Regions from separate parts of the Mus musculus genome. Here region 2 is linked to region 1. A link is a loop called in an ENCODE intact Hi-C map of the cell type or tissue named here. Cell type or tissue: heart. All regions are shown on one strand.

Region 1 (5,000 bases):
GTTAATTCGGTGGCATCAAGTGTCTCTTGATGCGGGACAGCCATGACTTTTACTTCCGGGATCTTTGCTTCATGATAAACTGAAGCTGTGCTACCATCTCATGCCAACTCCCTTGTCTCTTGCCTTCAACTCCTGGTCACCACTACTTCAATTTGTCTCTACAAATGACTGGGTTAGTAAATGTCACAGGAGTGGAAATCATAGCTTTTTATGACTGATATAGCTCATCTACTAGGTCTTCAAGGTTCTCCCACATTGAAGAGAGTACCACACATCCTGTTTCCTTACTGCTAGCTAATATTCTACAGTGTGTACACATTTTGTTTCTCCACTCCTTTGTGGGTGGCCATGTATGCTGTTTCTATTTTTGATTTTTCTATGTAACACTGCTGTGAAAAGTATCTATATGAGTCTTATTTCAACTCAGAAGCTCCGTGTATCCAAGTTGGGAATAGATGACTACATAGTAACTGTTGGTTGGATAAAGGAATGTTAGGGTGTCTTCCACAGTGGCTGCACGGCTTAATGTCTCTACCAATATGACATCAAGACTGCAACTGCTCATCTCCTCACTAACACTTGTCCTGAGGCCATTTAAGGAGGAACTACACAATCCTGGGAAGAGGCCTTATTACCTCATCTGAAAAAGAAGGGAACGGTTGGGTTAATGAAACTTGAAAGCCAGAAACTCTGGTCCTTCAAAAACAGTTCTGTGCTCCCCCACAGTCTCTTTGGAACCCCAACCTACAACACCAACACGCTGGGCTGCAAAATCTGCACGGAGACAGAGTGATGCCTAGCGCTGCTGTGTCCCTCTTTCCTAGTGTGTGCAGCTCTTCCTTTAAGTCCCCTGCACTCTGTCCGCTACAGGAAAACCCAGAGACACTTTCCATTTAGAGCTGAAGAAGACAAGGGAGAAGAAGGAGCCAGCAATAAACGGTGACACCAAGACCCTGTTGCTTTCTTGTAAGGACTTTATTTCCATGTCACCGTGGTCTCAGGCAGACCTGAGGCACCTTTGTCTGTCTCGGTTTGGCCTCCTTATTTTTTTTTTTATGGTGCTTTTCCTTAAACAAGAAAAATGTCAAGTGAGATTTGTACACCATCAGTTAATGTTTTAACAATAATTAAAAAAAATGGAGCCATTGTCTTACTGGTACAAGAGACCAACAGCAACAGTACACACGGTACAAGGAACTTCACAACAAGTTACAGTAGACCAGACTGACACACACGCAGGTGAGGGCAGGGACAGAGCAGTGTATGTACAGGTGCCCGAGGACGTGCGGTCAGGCTGGGCAGATGGGTCACGCAGAGTCTTAAGTCTATCTGAAGGGCTCCGTACCTTTTCAGCAAGGTTGGCCTGCATCCTTTCAGATGACAGACACTCTCGTCTTCTGGCCTCACGGCCTTATCATTACAAAAAGTTCACTGAGTTAAGACAGTCTAAAGCGTTAAGAAAGACTCCTGAAAAATTAAGACTGGACAAAATAAAATTTAACTTAGAACACTCCGAACTCAACATGGAGAAACCCAACCAGAACGGAACAGTGCAAATTCAACAGGCAGGCAGAACTGAGAACAAGGGTGCTCGGAATCTCTTCAAATGTACATTTTAAAACTCTTTAAATCTATTTATACCTTATTTACCTTTTTTGTTTAATATATCATGTGTAAAAAAGATGGGAGACAAAAATAGTTTTCTGAGCTATGAAAAAATGATTACAGGCACGTTTACTGTTTCATTCCCGAAACATCTCAGTTTACCAGGTTGAACATTCAGTAGCCGTGTGTTTTTAAAAGCATCCTTCGACCTTGAGAAAGGATCTACATCTTTCCTTTGGGATGGAGGTTGGCTGATGGCGGTGATGGTCTGGTTATGCAAATTACAGTGAACTATTCCGGCGATCATCCACGCAAGCTTGCATCCTGTCACAGGTGTGGCTTCTCCTCTGGTGGGTCCTCCTCACCGTGTTCCTCCATGGACATCGGGTGTCCGGGTGACTGTGACTGTGAGGCAGTGGGGGAAGGTGGGGCCCAACGGGATGGAAGGCGGCGGTTTGCTGGTCTCTCTGGCCTGGAAAAGCAGGGCTCTAGGGAGGGCGCGAGCGCAGAACAAGGCAGTTCCTTCAGAGCCGAGAGAGGGAGACAGTGTTACTCAGATCTGCAGTGTCATGTGGGCCACAGTCCCAACATACTCCAAACACACTGAAGTCAAATGAAACAAACCAGGCAGCTTCAGCATCTGAATGAATGATTTACAGCATGCATGGAGTAACTTAAAATGATAGGTTAAACACTCCACATGAATGATTAGTGATGTGACCTGTTAACGAGGTGACAGAACACAGCAACACGGTGACACGGGGCTGCTTTGTAGGGCATCTCCAGAACTGGGCTGGAACACAGAAGTAACAACTGGGGACACCTTGTCCCCGGCTCACCCTTGAGCCTCTTGAAGGATCCTTTGAGCTACTGAGCTGGTCTCAAGGGATCTCAGGCTACTGAGGTCCACAGTGACCTAGGGTTACATCCACAGTGACCTAGGGTTACATCCAGCCGTAGTAGCAAAGGAATTCAAACAGAACTCTGTTTATTCCAAGCTGATTGTCGGCAGGCTAAACAAACTCCCACAAGTTGTGGAAGAAAACCCGTTGAATTCAGAAATTTTAATTGAGGTCTAGATCTCTTTAATGACTCCTCACCGTGGTGGTGATCTTATGACTAGAGCTATGCCACGCTTGTCTTTCAGTCACTGTGATGAGCTAAGGGCTGATCACGTGACACACAACATCGGGCCATCTGTGGCTGCTTGCCTGTTTAAAAGGAATGTAGGGTTATGTGTTCTTCACCTGCATGTCGGGGATCAGGGATTGTGGAAAGCTGGGTCACATGCAGTGTGGATCATGGATGATGTCGTTGATAAGGTTCCACAAGAAGTCAAGAGGCGAACTACCAGAGTTAGACATGACTAACAATGAAAGACCCCAGATGATAAGGCTGGGAACAGTGGGGGTGGAGGAGCAGAGGCTCTGTCCGGGGGATGGGTGGTGGTTCTTGGGGGAAGATAAAACGTGGCAGACGATGCTCGGAGATGGTCAGGGAGGATGGCATGACCCGAGGGCAGCCAGGGACACGCCAATGGAGTAAAGGGGCAGAGTCTTTCCCTTATTCCTGAGGGGTCAGCAAAAAAGGAAATATTAACACTGAGGTCATTCCATCAAATGCCTGGTTTGGGCAGGCAGCTTACCTGACCTAGGAAGAGCCCTCTCTAGACCATTCATGTATGCTGATGGTACCCTGACAGCCAGGATGCGCCTATAGCTACCACATGGACACACTCGAAGTCAGGATGCTGCTGTATCCATCTCATTACATCATCTCATAGTGCCGGGAGGAGGGTTCGGGACAGTCTGGTCTGCGGAATCCGTGTCCCCGCACCCACTACTGTCAGAGGGAACTTGTGCCCCTAGGCTGCATGTTGGTGCAGCTTCAGGGCTAGCCAGCTCCTCTTCCCACTGAGGGCGAACAGGAACAAGCTGTTCTCAGAGACCACCACACCTTCCTCACTAGCATCGGTTTTTGCATGAAAAATCACGGAACCATGCTGTCCAGGAAAGGAACATTTTCCTTATAAGAACAGCACACAGAAACAAGCAATGCTGTCAACCAGAAACCAGTAAGTAAGGTGGCTTTGCGGGAATGGTCTCCCCTGACTCCCTGCTATGGGGACACACTTTTTATCTAATGGTAGCTAGCCCCCCCCACCTCCCAAGACATTGTTATGTAGAGTAGGCTGGCCTCACACTTAGATATCTACCGCCTCTGGCTCTCTAGTGCTTAGATAAAGGTGTGCACCACCTCCATTAATTAGCACGAGCTCTACTTTTGTTATTAACTTCAGGTAGTCCGGGAGGTGACTGCATCCTTGACTCTTCCCAAAATGCATACATTCTTATAGGTCTCACTCGGGAACAGGGATGTCTGGTCCTATTCATTCGGTTTGTATTTACCAAGAACTTACTTTTTCATCAATGGACTGACTTGGAAGGACAAGAGACTTGGGGGTTTACTCTTGATTCATGTTTGTTTGAAAAAACAAGAGAAAGAGAAGGCTCAGCACATTATGCAGGCCATACCCCAGCCCACGGCATCACCAAAATGCGAGTGAGCAGTGGTGGGTAAAGCCAAAGACTCCCATAGGCAAGACCCAAGATGGTCCCTCCTGGCCAGTGCTTCTCTGTTGAACTGCAGGGGAGGAGAAACTTTAGCAGAATCTAGATCCTAAGTAGTCCACCCTGGAGGTGGGCAAAATGGGATGTCTGAGCTCAGCGTCTGTCCCTTGGGGGTGAGAGTGGACGTCCACAGATGAGGATGGATGCCGAATGCCAACCACGAGTACATCAGCTACACACACAGCTCTGTGGACGGGTGGAGGTGGGGAAGAAGCACTTACAGTGTGAGGCAGGCAGGGCTAGAGTCCCCAGGGGGCAGTTAGTAAGACAGTTTGGTTCTGGACAGACAGACAGAGAAAGAAGAGAAAAAAAAACAACAAGTCGGTTGGAAAGTGTCTCAAACAAAACAGTACAAGTAGAGAGCCCCTGCTCCAAGATGGCCTCCAGGAGGGAGCGGTGGCCTCTGTGTTCACTCAGAGGGAGACCGGGCAGAAGGAAGCCGTGGCTCAGCTCACAGGACTGTCTTCTGCTGTGAGTCAAGACACTGGAGGAAGCAGAACCGAGGGGCAGGGTCTTCCCAGGTCTCTGACAGAACTTCCGTGGCAAAGGGAGGGAGGACAATAGGAGGGCTGGCCACACGGCCTGCTTTGTTCTGATCACCACAAGCTACCGCTGCCCACGCTCAACCGTTCCCTCCAGGGTACATTAGGCTCTTGGAGGGAAGGGTGCCACCTACGTTGCATCATTCTCTCGGCACCTCTCTGCCTCGCTGCCAAGCTTTGAGAGAGAGGGCAAGGTCACTTGAGAGGTGAGGAAATCAGGGGA
Region 2 (5,000 bases), 97 kb before region 1:
TCTGTCCGTCTGGTATTGAAAATGTTTTCTTGGAGCAATTTCTCTTTGTCAGAATTCTCTTTGACTCAGCCAGCATCTAAGACACCCGGCCAGACACTGACAATTTACTACCCCCGTCCCCACATGCACACACACACACACATGCTGGTGACTCCTGTCCTAGGAACCCTGGGACTCTCTTAGTTGCTTCTGGGATAGAATCCATGGGAGGATTCTGATCAGGTAATGGTGACCTGAATGGATATAACTCAAAAGTAGGGACTGATACTTCTCTGGATTCTGGTCTTTGAGGTGAGAGTAGGAAGCAAGCCCCAAGGCAGTGTCCCTGATGAATGAGAGGACATCTTTCTGGCATCAGGAAATCCACTGCCCAGAGGCCACTCCCTCCTGCTACCCAGCGTGAGCTCAGAGTGGTCCAGGGCTCTAAGGAGAGTCACTCCGTGAAGTGCTAAGTGTACAGATCTGGGCCAGTGAGCCAGAAGATAAAGAACGGGAACAACTGCCACTTCAGCGTTCTGTTCTGTTAGGACCGAAGACCTCCTGTGTGGTGGGAGCAGAGCTTTTCAGACAAGCAAAGTCACTGAGTGTTTTGTAGTGAGCATGTCAGAGAGTGTGTCCCCTCAGAGGGATGGTTGTTAGCGTGTGAGCGCACACACGCTTCAGCCAGAGAGACAGCGTGTCAGTACATGCATCCTTCAGCCGGAGAGTCACAGGAAGAGGGGGAGAAAAAGAGAGGGAGGATGGAGGGAAGGGAAAGACCTCGGCTGTGCAAAGTGGTGCTCCAGGTTAGCATCAGGACAGGGTGAAGGCCAGCGTCTAGCTGCTGGTGGCTTTCTGTTTAAGTGTGGTGGGTATCTTTGTGCTTCAGTGATCCACACTAGTGCAACCCGTCCACGATCAGTCGACACGTTGCTCTAAATAAATTCTGACTGATCGGTTAAACCTGGCAAGCACCCTTCCTAGACAGGCGACCCTTGGCGTCTGTGACCCTCAGATCAACTTGCATTGGTTGGTATGTCACTGTAGCTTCTTACTGATTAGTGGCTTCTGGAGAAATGAGTATTGCTAATATGATCGAAGAAAGGGATTGATGCTCTAACACTGGCTCACAGTTGGGATGGCTCCTGGGACCGGGTGGCGCTGTTCGCTAGGAGCTACCTACCATCACTGGCAATCTCTGGTCGAGCCTTCAGAAGGCACCCGTTGAGTTTGTGTCTACATCAAATAGCTCCTTAGCGTCTGCCACACTGCATCTGATTTGCCTTATCCTTCCCTGCACGTTGAAGTCACTGAAGCAAGCTTTAAAAGGGGAAGAGTTTAAGATTGGATTTGTAAAATGTTTTTTACCGAAACGGAAATGCATGTCTCCGTTAATGCTTGGTTGATTTGTGCCTCATGATACTCGAGAAAAGTGAGCAGGGAGGACAAGGCAACAAAAAATATTTAAAAACGATGTTAAAGCCTAAGGAGCTATGAGAGTTGAAGCCAAGGTGACCCCACACTAGAGAGCTCTGTGAAACATGGGTTGGCCTGGTGGGGTTAGTCCGATTTCTGTTACTATAACAAAACACCTGAGACAGTTTACTTACAAGAAGAAAGAATTTATTCTGGCTTGCAGCTATAGAAGCTTTGGCCCACACAGTCATAGAGGCTTTAGCCCAGGCTCTGGTGGCCTTGTATAGGGCAGCACACACTGTCAGGGAAGATGTGGTGACACAAAGCTGCTTCCCTCAAGGCTGGGATGTGAGATAAACAGGGAAAGAAGGAAGATTAGCTAAGAATTCAAAGATGTCCCCTTAAAGTTTTGCCACCTCGAGGAGCTAGAGAAAGGACCTAAGAAGCTGAAGGGGTCTGCAGCCCCATGGGAGGGACAACAATATGAACTAACCAGTACCCCCAGAGCTCCCAGAAACTAAACCACCAACCAAAGAGCACACATGGTGGGACTCATAGCTCCAGCTGCATATGCAGCAGAGGATGGCCTAGTTGGTCATCAGTGGGAGGAGAGTCCCTTGGTCCTGTGAAGGCTTGATGTCCCAGTGTAGGGAATTGCTAGGGACAGGAAACTGGAGTGGATGCGTTGGTGGACAGGAGGAGGGGGAGGGGGAGGGGTTTTTCGGAGGGGCAGCCAGGAAAGGGGATAACATTTGGAATGTAAATAAAGAAATTACCCAATTAAAAAAATAAATACCCATATTAAAACAAAACAAAACAAAACAAAACAAAACAAACAAACAAACAAAAAAACCAAGTTTTGCCACCTCCAAATACTACCAGGGATTCCAAATGCAAACTGCGTACCTGGAGCATTCAGGGCCAAGGAGGAAGGTTTACAACACTGCAGACTAAGTATGAACAGTTAATTCTGTATTATTTCTGTTTCTAGGGTGTATCTCGCAGAATAGGAGACTAAGCAGGCCCTTGCCTTTGCCTCAGGTTCCCCCAGATGTGTCCTTTTTCCTGAAGCCTGATCCTATGGGGTGGACTTGACTTGTGAGCATCACTTTGTTCAAACAAATCATTGCTGGGGATTAGAGAATTGGGAATTCGGTCAGAAAGCCAGTGAACTCTGTTGGGCCTTTGTTTCCTGTCTTTCCATCCCCTGTGGCCCCGCCTCCTGTTCCTGCCCTGGGGCCCTTGATCTTTCTCTGTCTCCTCCCTCCTCTCCCTCCTCCTTCCTTGACTGGGGCTGTCAGGAAGAGAACTGAGACTGGAATCTTTTTTTCTATCCCGAGGGTACTTGCTTTGAAAAACTTTTTTTTTTTCCCCTGCTGCCCTGAATCCAAATGTCCTTTGCTTCTTGTAAAAACTCTGGTTAGTCTCAGTGGTGCTGATGGAAGAGATCAGAAATCTCCAGAAATCATGATGTTAGCGGTTCCCTCTTTCTGAGTGTGGGAGGTCCTGCAGCCAAAGCTCAGGTGAGTACCGGGGTGTGTGTGTGTGTGTGTGTGTGTGTGTGTGTGTGTGTGTGTGATGTTGGCTTCCTGGGCGTCAGTCTGAGCACACAGGTTAATCTCTCGCCATCCTGTGGCAAACTGCTGAGGCAGGCACTCCTTACTTTTAATGGGAAAGGAAGCAAAGACAACTAGGAGTGCAAGCTGGGTTCAAGATGGTCCCAACGCTGGTAGCTGCAGCCACTCCTACCAGGCAGGGCTCCGTGACATTGCTAGGTCTCATGCAAGGAACTCCCTGTTTCTCCCATGTGCATAATTATTCCCTCCATCCATATTGCTGGCACTAAAATCTTCTCCACACCATTTCTCATAAACCTCATGAGCAGTTCGTGAATTTGGGAAACTGGGATATTTCACAACTCACTTCTCTGAGATTCCAAGATGTCGGTGTCCCTTCTGATGTTAGAAGGCAGTTGGAGGAAGAACTCAGTTTTTTGTTTTTTGTTTTTTGTTTTTGTTTTTGTTTTTGTTTTTTCAGACCCTGCCTGATCTGGCCTTTCTCACTCCCAACCACCCTGGCTCGCTGAGGGCCTGGCTCCCTTGGCTAGGTTTCAAGTGCTGCGGCACGCACAGTTAGGTACTTAATAAATCCGTTGTAAAGCTAGTGTTTCCTGAAGCTAAAGTAATGGCCCATGTAAACAGTATAAAAGTAACTGAACCAAAAGAACAAAACAATATATATATAAAACACAAAGCCATCAGAGGCTTGAGGGTATCACGTAAGACAAGAGGAAGTAATGGAGAAGAGGTGCGCCCCAAGTCCCAAAGACCAAAGCAGACTCGGTGGGAAAGAGGGGGAAGCGTGTTTAAATGGGTTCGCTTCTCTCTGCAAATAAATTATCTCCTTTATTCCTTGGATGAAACCTGTGAAGGGTTGGTAACCTCTCCCTGAGATCCATGAGGGCCCTCCCCTCCCCTCCCCTTTCCTCCCCTCCCCTCCCCTCCCCTCCCCTCCCCTTTCTTCTTAACACCATTCAACTACTGATCTTCTGACTCTGAGTACCGATTTGTTTGCCACTGGCTTTTCTCCACTTGGCCACGGAAGCACTCTGCCGCAGCTATACCCTAGCCCAAGATGGAATTCCTCCCAGGACAGAACCCAGGGTCTTCTCCAGGCCACTAAGAAGCACCAGGTCCTTAAGTTCTACCTATAGTGTTCTTTCATAGCAAACACGACCAATATCCTGGTGTGTCTCCCTTTGACAGTCAGTTCTAGAGAGACATGGAAACACAGGTCACAGGTACGAATTCAAATCCCTGCTGTTGTGAAGTCATGAGAGACTCTTCCTGTGCCTTGGTTTTGCCATGAGATTGCCATGCACGCATGGTTGATCGTCTTGAAGACTAAATGAGAAGTATATCGTGCTAGGAAACTTTGCGCAAATCTGACCATTGTGTTATTATACCAGACAGAGCTGGTTTCCCCTCAGTTTCCTAGAACACAGTCTACTAAGCGTTGGTTTTTCCAGGGTGACATAAGTGACTTTCTTGTTTTGGGTGACCCTTCACACTAAGAAGGGGACTCAGATAGGAGGCCGTCATATTGGGAGAATGGGCTGTGGTTAGAGGGTGGGCTTCAAGGCAAATGCTAACAGCCCCCTCCCACCCTTAGGAGACACACTGTCAGGAGACTGAATTTTCATATCACCAATGACTTCAATTGTGCTAACTAGTGAGACCCGGCAAAACTTGTGAGCCCCTTAATTGTCACCCCCAGTGTCACTGAACACACCAGTGTGTCAGGGCAATGATGTGTGCTAGTTCTATGGGGAGAAGCTTTGGAGCCTCCCCAGGCCTTCTCCTGGGATCTCCTTGACCATACCCTTATGGTAAACCTGAAGTCCGGATCCTAACTGTAGCAGCAAGCCTGCGCATGCGCCTGCGTCATCCTGGCGAGGTAATCACACAAAGGGTCATGCAGCCCCACCCCCATGCGCTTGTCTTATTTGCTTTTTGTCTTATTTGCTCCTCGACACAGGGATCACACACGTGACCACTGTACTCCGTCCCACACTGTGATGCCGAGGTGCCGTTCCTTTCACAAGC

Evidence for each region. Hi-C counts contacts between places; a loop is a spot of excess contacts. Peaks named below come from ENCODE experiments on the same cell type or tissue, not always from the same donor. Only the 100,000 strongest peaks of a DNase experiment are listed, where the experiment ranks them.
Region 2: a loop joins it to region 1, with 2.3 times the contacts of the local background. A loop is called at or near these places in 6 of 42 quality-filtered maps.

The regions. Positions count from the first base shown.
Region 1 is chr17:66,336,028-66,341,027 of GRCm38, forward strand. Mtcl1 (microtubule crosslinking factor 1) reads right to left here. Exons shown (of 14, transcript NM_172963.4): 14 at 955-2,127. The coding sequence ends at 1,933. Among named protein-coding and RNA genes, the nearest start is that of Mtcl1, 110 kb to the right of the region's middle. In heart, a CTCF peak has its summit at 2,132; a DNase peak (open chromatin) is centred at 2,060; H3K27ac peaks cover 332 bases.
Region 2 is chr17:66,239,464-66,244,463 of GRCm38, forward strand. No RefSeq gene overlaps it. Among named protein-coding and RNA genes, the nearest start is that of Gm20742, 50 kb to the left of the region's middle. In heart, no CTCF peak of the experiment used is centred here; a DNase peak (open chromatin) is centred at 2,618; H3K4me3 peaks cover 295 bases; H3K27ac peaks cover 856 bases.